Linked DNA regions of Mus musculus: all the other regions are linked to region 1. A link is a loop called in an ENCODE intact Hi-C map of the cell type or tissue named here. Cell type or tissue: gastrocnemius. All regions are shown on one strand. Each heading gives the region's core, and the rest is flanking DNA. Links, peaks and the distances in the headings are about the cores only. Region 1 has its middle 16 kb from the start of Gm46229. Region 2 has its middle 24 kb from the start of Gm40680. Region 3 has its middle 60 kb from the start of Zfp365.

Region 1 (6,069 bases), core at 541-5,540:
TCGCTAGGCTTTTGCCAGCAGTCAGCAACAACAAAGACAAAGCTGAGGAAGAAAGACATTTGGAGAATACGGCGTTGCTATCCATAGTCCATAGCATGGAAGACTGAGTCAGGGCCAATCACCTGGGTAGCCCAGGGTCCGATGAGGGGCAGGGGGAAGGCGAGAGGAAGATGCTCAGCATGAGTGGTGGAGCCCATTAGCTGCCAAGACTCATAGAGAACATCTATGAACCCAAGAGACTACCAGGAAGAAAAGAAGGCAGAGGAAAAAGGAGGGGGAGGAGGGGAAAGGGAAGAGAGAGAGTAAATGGAAAGGGTGAGGGAGGGGAAGAAGGTGGGGAGGAGGAAGGGGAGGAGGGAAAAGAGAAAGAAGGGAAAGGGAAGACAGAGAGTAAATGGAAAGGCAGAGGGAGAGCAGGAGAGTGGGGAGGAGGGTGAGAAGGAGAAAGGGGAAGAGGGTGGGGAGGAGGAAGTGGAAGAGGGTGGGGAAGAGGAAGGAGAAGAAGGTGGGGAGGAGGAAGGGGAGGAGGGAAAAGAGAAAGAAGGGAAAGGGAAGACAGAGAGTAGATGGAAAGGAGGAGGAAGAGAAGGGTGAGGAGGAGGAAGGGGAGGAAGAAGGGGAGGAGGTAGGGAGAAACAGTAGGAGCTAGAAAAGATCTTTTAAAGGATTCCTGTAAGAATGGAAAAACCCTTCTGATTTGTCGTTCCACTCGGGAGCCCAGAGTCCTTACAGTCTGTAAGCAAGGAAATCTTGAATTTTCAAGTGAGTTGGACACAAATGTAGAAAACATGTCAGCCAAGCATTGGGGGCGGGGGAATCGGTATGGGGGGCTCATAGAGAAGTAAGATATAAGAGTTAACAAGTGGAGACAGTTCTGCTTACTGATGGAGAGCCCCCTGGGACTGGCCTAACCTCTCCCAAGCTAGTGTTGGGGCCTGCCAGAGCAGTGAAACTTTCCAACAGGGCCCTGGGGGATTCTCCCAGCACCTTGCTAGGTTGGGGGCAGCTGCTGGGCATGTGGGTTGAGCCTCCCATTGTCTCAGCCTGTGTGGCAGAGGCTTTTAAGAGAGGGGAGCCAGGAGGACATGGGCTGGCTTGCCAGAATCCCACAAGAGCCACAGCTTCCCCTTAGAATCTCACCTCCTGGGAGAACTGGTTCCTACAAGGCCTAGGGGTCACAGGCCACCTGACAGGTTGACTTCAGAAGAACCATAATATCTCACCCAGGCCATGGAGGCCCTGACAGACCTACCACGGGCTTTCTGGATTCTGAGAGACCCTCCAAAAGCAGGCCTTCTCTGTCAGAGATTTCTGATTCACGTCTCCCCTCAGTCAGAAGACAGCAGCAGCAGCCAGTGACAGAAGTCTCCTGACTGACATCTATCTGCTGTGTGGGTGAAGCTGGTACCCGCCCTGACTGCTGCCTTGACTACTGTGTTTCAGAGAGCAGGCTTTCTGAACCATGGGTTATCTGAAGGAGCTGACGATGATGCAAGAGACACGGCCTTAGTAGCGAGCCCGGCCTCCTCTAGTTGTCAACCACGCTCAATGTTTTCACAGATTCATCGCTACATCCTTGCAAGCCGACCAAACTCCGCCATGCCTTGAAACCAGAGGCCAGAGATGCTGCAAAGTCTCACTCCCTTATTATCTGCCAGTGCCTGGGACCTACAAATAGACATTCGTCTGTCTGTGAGTTCTGTATAGAGTGGTGGGAAAGGAAGAATGTGCAGGCACACAGGCACATGGGGGAATCCCTTTTGTCTCCCCACTGCTTCTTCAAAGGATTCAGCATCTCTGACTCCCTTTGAGGACATCCCTGTGTGGGTGGCTCTGTGGGTCTCCCTGCAATGACAAAAAAAAAAAAAAAAAAAAAAAAAAAAAAAAAAAGCAAAGCAAAGCCCTGGATTGGTGCTTCCCTCAAAATGCAGAGTCTGGATTTTAAAAAAAGATAGGGATACAAAGCATGCTCAGGGAAGTCAGAGCGCGGAGCAGAGTGTGGGCTGAGGAATGCCGCCTCCTCAGGGGGCGACAGTCAAAAGCGCTGGCTCATCGCGGGTGTCAAAGGCCGAGTTCTGCAGGTAAATAGCAATGAGATGCTTCCCTCCCACTCAGATTCCACACTGGAAGCTCGGGTATTGCTGGAGCCGCATCCACACCGCTGGCTCCATTCACAACCCCGCTCCTTTCAAGGAAACTCGCAGGCCTCTTAAATGTGGCGGCCGGCCCCAGCCCAGAGCGGTTGCAGCAACAGACACAGGAAAGCTGTCACTTTTCTGGCTCCCAGCACTGACACTTATGTCGTCCTTTGTTTTCTGTGACATGTCAGTTATCCAACAGCCATTACTGCATCAACTGCAGGGACTACATATTTGTTATAAGCAAAACCTCGTTGAAGCCAACCCACCCCCCAGCCCTCCCTCCCCAACCCTCCCCCCAGCCCCCGCCACCTGCCCAGTCAGCTCATGACAGAAAGGCATGCCTTCCACACAACTGAAGTGTTCTCTGGTGGACAAAGAATGAAACCACCTACAATCCCGTGCATGACCAGACCTTACGAATCTGCCAACGACATTAAGACAAGGAATGGTAAATTCAACAGTTTATATTGGACGGTCTAAAATAAGATAGTTGCAGCTATGATGAGTGTTCAAAGCCTGTGGGATTTGGGGGAGCGAGAAGGCCCTGAGGAAACTTTGAAAGGCCTGACCAGCGAGTGAGTGAGCAATGACCAGGCAGACCAAAGTTCATGTAACTTCTCTTTAAAACACACCTCGGCTGATGACTCCTCCACACATACTGCGCTTGCTACGCAAGCAAGAGGACCTGAGCTTGGCGCCCCAGCATCCCCACAAAGACACTGCATGAAGGCGTGTGTCTGTAACCCAGGCACTAGCCTTAGCAGAAAGCAGAGACAGCTGGCTCCCAGGAGGTTGACTGGTGGCTGCTCTAACTGCCACACTAAACTCCAGCTTCCGTAAGAGGCTGCACTCAGAAGTTAAAGCCACCAAGATGGCTCAGGGGCTCAGTGCCTGCCCACCATGCCTGATGGCCTGCTGCTATCACTCCCCAGGCAGCAAGCATATGGTGCAAGATAAGAACTGAGCCCCCCACCCCAAAGCTGTCCTTTGTCTTCCAGATAATGCATGTGTGCATGCACCTGCCCAGATGCACCCGCTAACCCCCACACACAAATAAATAAAAATATCTAAATAAAAAAAAGGAAGGAAGGAGAGAGAGAAGAGGGGTTATAGAGATGGCTTGGTGGCTTAGAGCACCTGCTGTCCCTGCAGGGGACCAGGTGATTCCCAACACTGTTCAGCTGACAAGTGTCTCTAACTCCAGTTCCAGGGGATCCGATGCCCTCTTCTGGTCTCTGTGTGCACTGAACACACAGGGCGAGCACACAAACGAGCATGCACATATGCACACACATAAATAAACTTTTCAAAGAATGACTAAGTAACTTAGGGTCGAGGAAGGGAGGGAGGGAGGAAGACACCAGGGTCCGCTTCTGATCTCCAGGTGTCCGTGCTCGGGTCAGCACACCTGCACACGCCTGCACGCGTGTGCTTATGTCTGCACAAATGAAGGCATAGTCTAATTAAACATAGAGTGCGAATAATGCTTCCATGAAGTAAAACCTGCCTCGGCTGTGGTAAGCGCCTCACCCACCCCAGCCACTTAGGACATTTCCTTTGCAACAGTGGGTGTCGGTGTCAGCCAACAGCACCGGCATCCTGCGCTGTAGGATGGAAAATGGGACCTGTATGAAAATGAGACTTTGCCTAGCAGGCTACTTTTTTAGTTACTTCTCTCTGTGGTGAGGTAAAATAGTCCTTCTCCCATTTTAATCAAGCCTACGATGAAGCAGAGAGTCAGGTTCCCTATAAGGAGAGACAAAGTCTTGTAGCCTGGCACTGCCATGTCATAAAACTAACTGTGGTTTTGGGGTGTCGGTCTACCACCAGCAGAGAGTAAATGGAGGGGGAAATCTCTGGCAGGGCTGCGTTCTGGATGAAGCTCTTTGCAGGTCGGTGAACTCAGCGAAGTGCCAGACTTCTGTGTAGGAAGGCCAGCAAACACCTCCCTGGCATAACTGGAGGTGTGTAACAAGGCCCTGCTGGCCATAAAATTGCTCTTCCCAAAAACCTACAGCGGTTTGGGCATCCTCTGCAAGATGCACCTTAGTCCAACGGTGGTTGCACCCCAGAGCACGCGCGCGCGCGCGCGCCACACACACACACACACACACACACACACACACACACACACACACGATGGAGCTGGCAAAGTAGTGAAAGGCAGAAAAAGAAGTATGATCACGGGAGGCCCTGTCAGTGAAGACGCTGTGGAAAATGAAGGCTTTGAGGATGGCACAGCTTAGAAGGGGAAGTGTGGGTTGGAGCGGGGAGAGGAGTCTCAAAACCCAGTGAGTGACTGGACTGGAGAGTGCCTTCGCCTTAAAGGGCCGGCTGCACAGGCGCCAGAACCTGAGCGCTGGCCCCTCCCCCTTCCTCCTGATCTGTATCCTGCTGAAGGAAACACTGAAAGTGGCTGATTCCTAGGAGACAGAAACTAAGGCTCTCTCCCCTTTGTGCTGGAGTCCCGGGAATGCACGACCTGCCATTATACTTAAAGTTTGTCCCACTAAATCCGCATCCAGTTCTTTTGCGAAATCGTGTGAGAACTGCTTCAGATATAAAGTCCTTCATGCAGAAAGAACATTGTCCTGGAAATGGTCAATATTTGGCAGTTTCGGTAAGTGGGTGGAAGATGCTGTCTGCACTATTTGGTCTAGGATGCAAAGCAAGCTCTTTGGGAGGAGCTGTCTGAGCCAGGTTTGCTGGCACACACCTGTAGGGAGACTGAGTTAGAGACTAGCCCAGGTTATACAGAAAGCCTTTATCTAAATAATAATTAATAATAATAAAGGCTCCATACATCAAACAAACCCCAAAACTGTCTCCTGTCTTCCAAATACAGAGTCCTGTGAACCTTCGCTTACCTACCTTTCTTCCTTCCTTCCTTCCTTCCTTTCTTTCTTTCTTTCTTTCTTTCTTTCTTTCTTTCTTTCTTTCTTTCTTTCTTTCTTTCTTTCTTTCTTTTTCTGAGACAGGGTTTCTCTGTGTAGCCCTGGCTGTCCTGGAACTCACTCTGTAGACCAGGCTGGCCTCGAACTCAGAAATCTGCCTGCCTCTGCTTCCCAAGTGCTGGGATTAAAGGCGTGCGCCACCACTGCCCAGCTCGCTTACATTTCTGAAAGCCATGGTGCCATCACAGAAGATGGCACACATGACTGTGAAATGAGGTAAGCAAGAAAGGACCCTTCAGATGTGTGCTGGCCTTGGAGGTGGAAAGTGGGCTCTCTAAATGAGTATGTTACATGTGTGTGCAAATCTGTGCGTGGGTGTATGTCATAAATTCATGTGCACATCTGTGTGCATGTGACATATGTTTATGCATAAACGTGTACACGTATCTCCAAGTTTTATACAATAAAAGGTCTAAATGGCTAAACAAAACACAAAACAAAAACAAAAACAAAACAAAAAACAAAAAACCCCAGCAGCAGCAGTAACAGCAGTAACACTCACACTGAGATCTTGAGATCTTGGATTCTCCGCAGAAGGGATGGGATAGGTGCAGACCTGGCTATAAGAAAGTGGTCGGGACAGCAAAGAAGACAGAGCGCCAACTCAGCTAGGCTGTTCTTGGCAAAAGCAAGTAAATAGCAAAAGTCCAACACCAGGCACGAATCATAAATGCTGGAGGAAGCCAGTGTGGTGAACAGGTGGCCTTCTGTTAATCTGAAGAGATCCTGAGCCACGCAGTGAGTTCCAGACCAAGCTGGGCTGCAAAACAAGACCCTGTCTCAAAACAAAACAAAATAGGAAACTAGATAAATGCTGAAGGAAACGGCAGACCAGAAGATTTGCCCAAAGTTGAAAGCACGGGGGCCAGTGCTTTGCTCAGTGTGAAACTACTTCCAAACAAGAAGCTTCAAAAGAAAACGCTCCGACCTTGATGACAGTGTATGCTCATAACTCTTATAACGTGGACGACTGA
Region 2 (6,069 bases), core at 406-5,405, 410 kb before region 1:
TGTAAAGACATTTAAATATATGTGTATCTTAGAAGGTGAGATTTGAGGTCTTTCCTAGTTGACATTCCCTGGTTCCTAAACCTGGGTTGCCACATGAGAGGAAAATTACTCAACAGTCAGAGCAGTGAAGTGAAGGAACACCTTCAGAAAGGAAAGCAGAGCTGTGTGCTCAGCTCTACCCGGGTTAAGATCACGATGAATCATGTGCTCAACCCGTTGAGCCGTTTAAAAATGTGCAGTCTCAAGTGGTTCGGTCTAATTCTGAGCCAGAGTTCAATGCAAAGTATCGTCTTTCTAGAAGTGATGTGCTTCTAGTTACCCACCCGCCCGCCAGAAATTCCAGTCCCATTCTGTCCCCTTGTCACAGTGTCTCCCCCTCCTCCGCCACAAGGAGTGATTTCCCCCCCCCCCCATCAAGTTCAGGAACGAGATGAGACTTGCTCAGCTCCAGTTTGTTCGGTGTGTTTATATTTTCTTCTTGTGGTGCCAAAGGCAGGGTCTTGTGCATGCTGGGCAAATGTTCCGAAGCCCCTGCTATACTGTGATGCTGTTTATCCCTTACAAACATTTGTTGGAAATGTAGTTCTCATTAGGAGATATTGTGAGGTCGGACTGTAAGGACCTGTTGGGAGGGAGCAGCGGTATCAGAAAAGAAGGCAAAACTGTTAGAACTTAGGGCTTTCCTAGAGGACTCGCATCCGGCAGCTGCAGACCATCTGTAACTCCAGCTCCAGGGTATCTGATGCCCTCTTCTGGCCCTGTACCATCACCCACACACACATGACATAGGCTTAGACGCATACATATGCACAAATAAAAAGGAAAAAAATCTTGGTGGTGTTTGTTTGTTTGTTTGTCTACTTTTTTGTATTCATGAACGGCCACTGACAGAGTAGCAATGGATTCATGAGTGATGTCAAGCTGCAGCTGAATCAGGCTTAAAGAACTGCTTTGGCTGGACCTCTCAAACAATCCCTGGAAGTCTGTGTGCCGCCTGGAAACATTCACAGTAAGGTCATTAGTAGATGTAGCCCCTTGCCCATGGACCAGCCTGGTAAGTCAAATTCAACTCTTTATAAATTATAGTATTGTGTTAGTAGCAATGGAAAATGCACTAGCGAGAACCCCAGCTCTCCTCATCGGTCATGATCATCATGGTTCTTGGGGTTAATTACACAAGTTAGTACAAGGGGTTTCTGAGACCTTTGAAAATGTCCAGCTGAAGGCTGAGGACCTAGCTCAGTTGGTAAAGTGCCTACCACACATACATGAGGTCATCAGTTGGAATCCTCCGAGATTATGCAAAGGTCAGGAGCAGGGGACATGTGTGCATGTAATCAAGGTGCTTGAAGACCCAGTGCTGGGTCCTCATGGCTTGCCAGCTTGACCTAAGCACAGGAGGAGACCCTGAAAATCAGGTGGAAAGTGATTGAGGGAGCCCCCATATGTGGATCTCTGGCCTCTAGATCTGTAGGCACGCATGTGTATACACACCTGTGTGCACTCACCGTGTGCATACACACAAATGCACATGTAGACACATGCATGCATGTGCACACACACACACATACACATATTGAAACAGGGTCTCTCAATGGAACTCAGCTCACTAATATCCTGCTTGCTCTGGGGATCGCTTGTCTTTGCCTTGAGAGGGCAGAGACTACGGGCCTCCATGTCCACTGGGCATTTGTGTGAGTTCTGGGTATTGAGACTCTAAACGCTGGTTTGGCAGATGCTTTAACCCCATATCCCTATAGCTCCATATCCCCATGTGAGCCATATCTCTGTATCCCCATATCCTTGTATCCCCATATGAGCCACATCCCTGTATCCCTGTATCACCATATCCCCATTTCACCATATTCCTATAAGAGCCATAACCCTGTATCCCCATATCCCCATATGAGCCATATCCCTATATCCCTGTATCTCCATATCCCCATATGAGCCATATCCCTAGACCCTGGGCAAGAGGAATGGGGCCTCCAATTTTCAAGTGAGTGATTACCAATTATAATGATGGCTGTAAGAGTGATTACAAGTGGGTATGGAGGAAGTTCATATGCCTTCAAGTTTATCATGATCAGGCTAAAGATATCATATGTTATTTTTTCCTTGAATAAGAACACTGGCATGAGATCTGTCCCCCTGGTACCTTTTAAGATCCGCCCTCTAGTATTGTTAGCCATATCCAATGCAATAGTCTGCTTAGAGCAGTATGGCATGACTACTCACCTAAAAGAGCCTTTATGGTATCTGTCTCTGTGTAAGCAGCCCGCCCTTGGGTCTTTCATTTATACTAAAGTTTAAATGTTCCAAAAATAAGTTAGTGTTTGGAGCAGGCGAGGGAGGACCAGAACTGCAAGGGATCCTTGCAGTCATCCAACTGCATTTGAATCCCTCCCTTTAGGAAATGTCTGTCTTCTCCTGTTCCTTTCAGACCAAGAGGCTAGTCCACAAATAAGTAATGCCTGTCTGAGCCACTGGGTGTCACTGGCTGGCCTGAGATCTCGGCAAGAGGAAGAAAGAAAAGAAAGGAAAGGAGCATGGGAGAGAGTTATGGAGGCAGGGGAACCAGGGACCTAAGAGGAAGAGGGATCCAGAAAGAGTGAGATGATAGAGACTAAGCCACCGGCAATGGCAACGGCTCCCTGTGAACGCTCTGTGCCGACATCTCATTAAAGAGTGGCTCAGATCTGAGCAATCCTCACCCATGTACATATTTCCAACACCCACTGTGGTTCCTGGTAGCCATATAATGCTCTGGGTCTGCTGATCGGAGAGATGAACCATCACCCCTCTCAGAGAGACACAGTCTTCAGGTAGGGATGTGAGTGTGTGTGTGTGTGTGTGTGTGTGTGTGTGTGTGTGTGTGTGCTCTGTTCTATCCTTTCAGGACTATCTGACAGAGAGTTGAGACCTTACCCAGTGGACTTTTCAAGCAGTGGTAAATCTTTGCATTGCAAAGAAGGGAGGCAGAAATATCAAGACCCCAACTGTCTGGGGCTCAGTAGATTCGTTTTATACTAGGGTAGGTAGTAAATATGTTAGTCTCAACAAGCCACTCTGTCTCTTTCATAGTTCCCCACCTCTGCCACTGTCATGTATAAAAGCAACTCATTACATGGTTGTGGACCACAAAAGCTTCACTTTCATAAAACAGGCAGCAGGTTAAGTCTTCCCATGACTTGTTCTGTTGGGTTCTTCCAAGGTGATCTTTCTAATTCCCCAACCCCCAACCTGTCCTAATAACTTCCTACTCCAAACTTAGTTCAGGACTACCTGTTGATTGATTCCTCTGAACCTGGGTTGACTCTAACCCCATAAACTTGTTAGGTAATCTCAAGGGTGGGGCCCATAAATGGCCTCCAGGGTAAATACTGCCATCTGACCATATATTCAAGGGCTGTCTCAGAGAGTGTTCCAAAGAGACTTGACCTCTGAAGGTCTCAGGACACACCGCTGCTGAAGATGGAGAAGCTATCTAATGTGAAGGAGCAGGGCGTGGAGGAGGTAGGAACAAGGTGTGGTGGGGGAGCAAGTAGAGCATGGAGTCTCAGGGATACTCCAGCGGCAGGGAGCCAGTTTCAAACCAGATGAGAACGGTCAGTCCCACCTCAGACCACGAGGGACTGCAGTTCATTTCTGGAACCTTCCGGCCACACCCTATATGTATCCTCTGCCATTCAGAGCCTTCCCTGATCTCTGCTCTCACTCCCAACCCTCACTTCCCTTCCTCTAATCCTAACATGGAAACCGCTAACCCTGATTAAGCTGCTTCCCACAGGGTGTTAGTGTTTCCTCAAGTCCAGGGAGCATTTTAAGACAAACATGCAAGAGCCTGGTGTTAATGCCCCTCTTTCCCTTTCACTCTCTGTCCCCTTAATCACAGTACACATAACCTGTGACAGAGCACTGACTTGAGGTCCCACTTTGTCGGAAACAGAGACAAAGGCATTGCCTGTCCACTCATGAAAACCCAAGACAAGCTATTGTGGTTTGCACAAAAGCACCTTACTATTTTTCTTTGCTTTTTGCAGTGATGGGGGGAGGGGGTCAAACTCAGGGCCTGTGAACATGCAAGGCAGATGCTTTATCATTGAGCTACACCCAAGCTGACATCATAACTAGTGGTCTTGAGTGGCTGGAGGATTGCTCAGTGGTTAAAGCAACACTGCATAAGTTTGTGGTCATGGGTTCAGATCCTCAGCGCCCACATTAAAGGCAGGCATAGTAGTATGCACCCACAACCCTAATGATGCGATATGAGCTCACCAGCCAGCAAATGTAGCCGAAATGGTGAACTCCAAACTCCGTGAGAGACCCTGTGTCCAAAACTGAAATAGAAAGTGATCAAGAAAGACATCCAGTGTTGAACCCTAACCTCTAGAGACATGACTACATGAATGAATGTATCTGCACACACAGACATACACACATCCCCCTACCCTGCAATACAGACACACACAAACACACACACACATACTAATTATATGTGAACCACAGGATCTTAATGACAAAGGTTACCCATAATTCCCTCACCTACTACTTCCTCTTCCTTGGGAAGTGGTGACCTTTCTTAGCCCTCCTCTTATCTCCCTATATGATATGAAGACTTCCAACTCTGCTCAGTCTCCTAGCTAAAGTCAGCCCACACACAGTCCACTACTAGGAAAAATGACTCAAGGCTGAGCTGGGCTAATCAGCCCGAAGTAACTTCCGGGCCAAAGATAGGACATATAGGTACATGCTGGTCCATCAGTGGCCAGGTGAGAAGGGCTTCACCTGTCTAGGCTAATATCATTGATGATATCAAAAGCCCACCAGCTCATGCCAAACTTGGACTTGGAAAGATGCTGGAGGCTACAGAGAGCATGGAACAATGCGCAGACAGAAACTGACTCACACCGACACTTCAGAGCATGAGGTATTCTCTAGGGCAACATCACACTATGAATTCCTAGCAACTGTTCCCAGAAGCTCCTCCTCCCCTATAGGATGAGCTAAAAAAGTGCCTCTGCTTTCTTGTAATCAGGAGCACCTAGCATGCCTGCCTTCTTCTCTCAAGACCCTGCTTAGCTCCCGGTCGGTAATAAATTGTGACAGGCAAAGACAGGTCACTCCAGAAGTAAAGGCTCGGAAGACAGTTCCTCACCTCGGAGGGGTGATACCAAGACACTGGAGCTGACCAGGAAGTGGAGGACTTGGAGACCGTAAGGATAGATTTGGTGACCCTCAGAAGACCCTCTTCATGGAAGCAGCTCCTTGGCCTACGAGCAGGTTCAGCCTTGTGATAGGAATTCAGACCTACGGAAGTGATGGAGATGCAGTCACATCTGGGAAGTCTTCCCTTTTGGAATGTGCATTCCACAGAGGCTGAGCTTGTGGCTTCTCAGCCGTCTCCTCGGTGACTAATGCCCCTGATACACGGAGTCTACTTTCTGAATTGCTTGGGATTGTCTCCATATCAAATGTGCCAACTCACTGGTGTGTTCCTGAAGCTCTGGCTATTTCATAAACAGCTTGAATGCAATTCACCCTAGTGGCCCTTACAGTAGGATGCACTTAGATTCAAAATATTCATGCCAGATTCTCGCTGGATGAAGAAATGTTAACTACTCATTAGGATGAAGACGCACTATGTCTAAAGATGTTTAAATGTAATTTTCAATTTTAAAAAATCATTGGAATACATTTGACAGCATCAAAAATCACTCTAGGATTTTGTCTTTCTATGAAGACATTTTGCAAGGAAAGAAGACATAGGTGTCCTAAAGGGATACTCAAGAGGACCATGCTCTACAAAGCGATTTGCAAAATGACGTTACTGGTAAGCTCTAGTTCACCAGTTATAAGATGAATATGTAAGCAGTAGACTCCTCTATCCCCAGAATTAGGGAGCCTCTCTGTCAGTTGGTTGTATTGTCTATTCTAGTCCAAAGCTTTTTCCTTCATAGTGATGCATATGTTGATAGTATATTTTTAGATTGATGGAATCTTAGATTCAACAATATATAGTAACGAAGAAGCACCATCCCACGGTAGAGACTTGATAATACATTTTCC
Region 3 (6,069 bases), core at 551-5,550, 530 kb before region 1:
AAACTCCATACATTGACTCATAGCTATAGACCAGATGAAATGAGCAATAGGACTGCGCTCTTTAATTAACTGTGGAATCCAGGGGATGTTTAAAGGTGTTCGCATGGCGGTGGATGGTGTGATCACAGGCATACCTTAACATTGCCAGGACTGAAAAGACGGATCTGTTTTCTTACCTACTACCTATAGAAGCTTGAAGCAATTGATTTTGTTTTGCTGCTTAAAAATTCAACATCTAAGTAATCCCATTGGCGCTTTCCTTAGGTACAATCTTCCAGAAATACCTTTTGCCTCACGAAAGCTGGCTCCCAGCTCCTCAGCTCCTAACTTCCTCTTTCCCCCAACCATCTCCCCCTCAACCAAGACTAGTGTCTATCTGAGTAACACCAGATCTAGAACAGCACCTCACCCCATCTCACCCCACATACATAGAGCAGATTCAATGTTGTCTGCTACACAGAAGTAACTTCCCTTTTGTGATCAAGAGAATTCCAACTTCTGGCTTCTTGGACATGCTATTAAGGGCTGGTACCCTGAAAATGGTCAGCATTACCCCATTACTAATTGTTAGACAAATGTCTTGGGTGTCCCAGTAGCAAGCATTGAGCCCGGCCATGGGGCAACAGAGGGATTAATGCTCGTTTTCGCTGTCTGGGACAAGTAGTTTTTCTCTGATGACTGGTTTCAGTCCTGTCCTTTGAAACCACAGAATTAGTAAAGGCATTCCGCAGAGAGCAGAGAAAAGCTGCCAGACCCCTTCATGAGTACAGCGCCCTTCAGATTGCTTCTTCTCTTGGATATACTGCAACTGGACATCAAGCCTTTCCAGGGAGACTGTCCCAGATGCCGCCTATCTCCTAGGCTCCTGTCCCTCAGTCTTAGAGACCCAGATTTGATTCTTTTTGCAAGGAGTTACCTTGCTGGATAAGGTTTCAAGTCCAGAGGTGCAGGTTTGCATTGGTATGTGACCCTTGAGGAAAAGGTTCAAAACATTAAACTACAGCCTGGGGAGTTGTCCACCCCCGCCCCTCCCGCTCTTTAACCAGAAAATAAATATCACTGTCATTTTGAAAACCGAAATGGTAGCTTTTAAGCAACTCGCAAATAATAGAGTTGAACATTTCAAGAGGAAAATGGGCAGGATTTCTGCAGTCGGAGCCCCGTGCTGACCTCTTAGCTAGTAAGTTGAGCACACAGCAATCACAAGGTAAGTGCCTTTTACTCTCTCTCTCTCTCTCTCTCTCTCTCTCTCTCTCTCTCTCTCTCTCTCTCTGTGAATGAATGTTCCCCCATGACATTCAGGAAATGATGTTAACTTTAAAAAAATAGAACTAAGCCAGGCACCTTCACTGGGACAATGTAGAGAGGCAAAGATTCGTGTCCTTGAACTTTTGCCTCATGGAGTGTGGCACGACTCAGGAAGCGTAGGCTCACTTGTAAGAGACCAGCATGCCACCTATAGCAACGGCTTGGCGAATGCTACCAAGCCTAGGGGAGCAACCCTCTTCCCTTTTCTTCATTTCTTCTGTTCTTCATTTCCTCAGACTGTTCCAGGGAAGGTTCCACATCCCCTCTGGCTTTGGAGTCTGGAAGGATTGACTCTCTCTCATGGTTGGTTTCTCCTCGCCCAAGTTCTCACCTTATTCTGCTCCCAAGACATGTTCCTGTTTCATACTGACAACATCCCCTGGCTTGCTGACTGGATGCCATTTGAGTTTGGCCAACGAGAGGCCCTTTGGGAGGCTAGAGGGTGTTGGGGAGGTGTCAGCACACCTGGTCCGAGACTTATGCGTCTATCTTATACCCCCGGAAGGAGCTGTTCCTTGTCACTTCTAATTTTGGCTATTGCCAGTTAGCTCTCCATCAGTAGTGAGCCTGAGTCTTAATGGCCTTCAACTAGAATCCCTTCTCTTTGGCCCTGGGTCCTGGGTCACTCTAGTATATACCTTTATTATCTTCTTACTTTCCAATGCTTCGACCATGACAACATTTGCTTCCTCTGCTCTTCTTGCCTTCTATCATCACGGCCTCCTAATTCTTTCACAGATAAACCTCTGCATCCAGGTAGCTCATAAGTCATGAGACTTCAGGCCATGGTACTGTCTTATCTCCATCTGGCTAGTCCAGGCCCTTCTCCACCAAGAGGTGAATAGCCAAGCATCTTGGTCTTCTCTGAATACTTCCTACTAACACAAACATATCTGTTGACCATTAGTTAAATTCTATCAAGACAGGATTGGAGAGACTAAGTCTGGGGGCCGAAGAGATGGCTCAGTGGTGAAGAGCACTGACTGCTCTTACAGAGGTCCTGAGTTCAAATCCCAGCAACCACATGGTGGCTCATAACCATCTGTAATGTGATCTGGTACCCTCTTCTGGTGTGTCTGAAGACAGGTACAGTATACTTATAATAAATGAATAAATAAATAAATAAATAAATAAATAAATAAATAAATAGAAAATCAAAGTCCTTCCACCCTGGTATAGTTCCTAATTCTGTCTCTTTGAGGCATATTTCTGGGAGGTGCCACAGTCCTGTTAGGAAAGGACTCCACTCAATAACCTGTGTTTAGTCCCCACTCATGTGGGGGCTTGAGCAGACCCTTGTTTTCCACATTTTTTTATTGTTATTGTTATTATTATTATTATTATTACTATTATTATTATTATTATTCACAGTTAAGAGCTTTGAAGCTGATGGGCAGGTGTGTCACTTCCTAACCTTGAGACATGGGGAAAATGACCCATTTCTCCATGTCCCAATTTTTCATCTATAAAATAGAGATTACAGAGCCAAAGAGCTTCACCCCAAAGGAGCCTGTGTTCAAGAGTTCTACAGAAATGCTGCCAGCACTGTCAACATGGTCGCTACGTGGTTGATCTTTGGGATTTTGGAAAGCTAGGCAGAAAAAAAGCATAGGGAGAATTTGAAGCATAAGCCTTTCCCTTCCTGTTACAACATGGGTAGAAAGCCTGGTTCTTTCCTCGCTCTGTCCTGGAGCTGGAACAGTCCAAGTGGCTGGTTATGGAGTGTGGGAGGTGACAGTGAAGGACAGACTCACCGAAGATGCTGCTAAATCAAACAGGAAGAGAAAGGGAGCTGTGGTCGTCTTGGCTTCTGCCTGTTGGTTCTCAGCCAAGCTGAGGACACACGGCTTCAGTTAGCAAAGCTGACCTCATGCTCCTGTCAATTAAGAGCAACTCAAATGTGTTTTGAATTTTCTAGACAAGGGTGTGTCACCTCCTGATGCTGACTACTAAAGTCCCTGATCAAATCCCGTCTCTGAAAAGCTAAGTAGCTGAAAGGGATGGATGCATGGAAGAAGCGAGAAACAGATGGACAGCTGTGTGTATGTGATGGATGGATGGTAGATAGATAGATAGATAGATAGATAGATAGATAGATAGATAGATAGATAGATAGAATGATAGATAGACAGACAGATGGACAGATGAATGGATAGATGATAGATGGATGGATGGGATAGATAGATAGATAGATAGATAGATAGATAGATAGATAGATAGATAGATAGATAGATAGATACTTGGGCCTTAAACAATTTAGTACAAAATATACACCTTAATATAAGATCATATGTTAAGGAATAATTGTTTGAGCCCTTCTGTGGCTGGGAGGAAAAGCCTATAGCCATTTCTTTAACCATCAGGTAACCTTCCCTTTCCTGCCTTCCCCTGCCCTCTACTCTCCTACCTTAGTCAATATTTGAAACCTGCAACTTAAGAAGTTGTGTTTAAATTGTGTGTGTGTGTGTGTGTGTGCACGCGCGCATGTATGTTCATTAGTCCAGTGGCCAGAACTCAACCTCAGCTGTCATTCCTCAGGATATGTCTACCTTGTCTCTCCCTGGGATCTGTGGCTCATTAACTAGGCCAAGTTAGCCCAGGTTAGCCCAGGAGTCCCAGGCATCCTCCTGTCTCAGCTTCAGCAGCACTAGGAGTACAAGCAGGTGCCCTCACACCTGGCTTTTTACATGGGTCCCGGGGACTGAATTCAGGTTTCATGCTTCCAAGGGAGGTAGCTAACTGCCTAAGCCATCTCAGACCCTTAAATATTTCCCTTTAAGTGTGCAATTTAGACTTCCCAGGAGCCAGGTGTTAAATAATAGAAACAGATTCCTTCCTAAGTGGGTAGTGGGTATCTAGTAAAAGGTTGAAGGCTAGCCCGTCCTTAGAAACATATATCTTTTGTCTGTAAGGCTGACCACTCAGTGTTATTTTCTGATCATCTTCTTCCTCACTGAAATACGTACTACAAGAAGTACAACATGTATCTGAAAATCAACTCAGAAACTCAGATGCAATGACTAGTCACCCTTTGTGAATGGCATAGAGAGATGGTGTCATAGTGCAGGACATTCTGACACTCCATTCACCCTGTTGCCATGGTGGCCAGTACAGGGGCGTTGCCATGGCTGCACCTTTGATGGAGGAACCACTCTTTTCCATAAGGTTTCATTGTCCACCCCATGTCCTTGCCTCGCCCTGTTCAGGCAGCTCTGCTGTAATGTAACACCTCTGTGTTCACAGAGCATGGGTATAAAGGGCAGCCGTTGGCGGAAGCTGAGTAGTTGGTGTCTCCTTTCTCACTTTGGCTTAGAACTAAGGAAAGACCTGGAAAGCTCTTCTTCAGAGTGAATTCCCACGCTAACACTCTATTATGGAAAGAAAAATCAGAGACACACAACAACGCTGAAAAGAACTGGATGGTTCTTTATAATTCCTCTCTTGGGTATCCACTCATCTCCAGAGCCAGTGATTTAGCTTATTTTTTATATATTTTTGAAATAGACTGAAGATGCTGGTATACTTCTCCATAAATATTTCAGCTTGCTTTGTCGTTTGGTGGATTGGCCTTTCGATATAAGCATTATGTGTAACAAGGTTAAGGGGCTGGCTCAGTGGGTAAAGCCTTCGCAACTGCCAGGAGCTAAGCTCACTACCTGGGACCCATACAACAAAACCTGGACCCCTTAGTGTATGGTTGTGATCCCTGTGCTTGGGATGCAGAGACAGGCAGACTCCCTGGGGCCCACTCGCTACACAGCAGAGACTACTTAATGAGTTCCAGGCCAGGGAGAAACCCTGTCTTAAAAGTAAAAACAAGGCAAAACAGGTGGATAGCTTCTAATGAATGAGATACAAGGTTGTCTTCTGGCTTCCACTTGAGTGTGCACACATATACATATATACAGATCATTCATACACATGTACATGCTTATAAACATATATATATATATGTATGTATGTATATATATACATATATATATATTACAACTAAATATGAGTTATCTTAATTAGACATCTGCAGAGTTTTTCTCATGTCATGTACTCACAAATAGACTCAAACCAGAGCTGGAAGAGAACAGCAGTCAAGACCCTGCTTCTGGGTTTTCAAAAGCAGCTGGGGATAGGAAAGCTGACACACCAATGCAGAAGCCAAGCCGAGAAATAAAGGTGACTGCTGAAGTATTGCCGGCACCTCTGAATTTGTCTTGCAGTTTAGTTTTCCAAGCCTATGGATCTTGTATCTATGTGAACACATCCCATAATTTCCTTCTATAAGACTCTGACTAACATAGAAACTGACCAGTTAAGCAGCATAAAGTGCATCTGCTGTAGGCACCAAGGAGGAAAGGACAGCAAGTTTCTCTTTGGTGTAAGGTATTATGGATCTCTAAGATGGAAGCCTCGCCCTTATCCCATCCCAGCTGTGACTCCTCTATGAGCACAGAATAAGAAGTCCTTTCTCACAGTGAGGGACACTATGACAGATGCGAACACTGATATGAAAGGCATACTTACTGAGGGAGTAGAATAACGTCTTCGTGGTTAAGGGTACTTGCTGTGTAATTGTGAGAACCGGCATTTAGCCTTCAGCATCCACAGGACCTGGGCATCCTGACTATGCCTGTAAGCTCAGTCCTAAGAGAAGCAGGAACAAGATGGTCCCTTACGCTGGCTTGTGGACTACAGAGGAAAAATGTAAACCTCTATGCTAAATTCAGGAAGGCACCAAGGCCTTCTGCTGCTCACTGGTATGGCCAC

The links. Peaks named below come from ENCODE experiments on the same cell type or tissue, not always from the same donor. Only the 100,000 strongest peaks of a DNase experiment are listed, where the experiment ranks them.
Region 2: a loop joins it to region 1, with 3 times the contacts of the local background. A loop is called at or near these places in 31 of 42 quality-filtered maps.
Region 3: it touches region 1 in a loop (10-fold over the local background); 29 of 42 quality-filtered maps call a loop at or near these places.

The regions. Positions count from the first base shown.
Region 1 is chr10:67,316,516-67,322,584 of GRCm38, reverse strand. No RefSeq gene overlaps it. Among named protein-coding and RNA genes, the nearest start is that of Gm46229, 16 kb to the right of the region's middle. In gastrocnemius, for the core only: no CTCF peak of the experiment used is centred there; DNase peaks (open chromatin) are centred at 2,097, 2,986, 3,294 and 4,460; H3K4me3 peaks cover 334 bases.
Region 2 is chr10:67,725,895-67,731,963 of GRCm38, reverse strand. No RefSeq gene overlaps it. Among named protein-coding and RNA genes, the nearest start is that of Gm40680, 24 kb to the right of the region's middle. In gastrocnemius, for the core only: a CTCF peak has its summit at 2,488; a DNase peak (open chromatin) is centred at 2,498.
Region 3 is chr10:67,849,678-67,855,746 of GRCm38, reverse strand. No RefSeq gene overlaps it. Among named protein-coding and RNA genes, the nearest start is that of Zfp365, 60 kb to the left of the region's middle. In gastrocnemius, for the core only: no CTCF peak of the experiment used is centred there; no DNase peak of the experiment used is centred there; H3K27ac peaks cover 134 bases.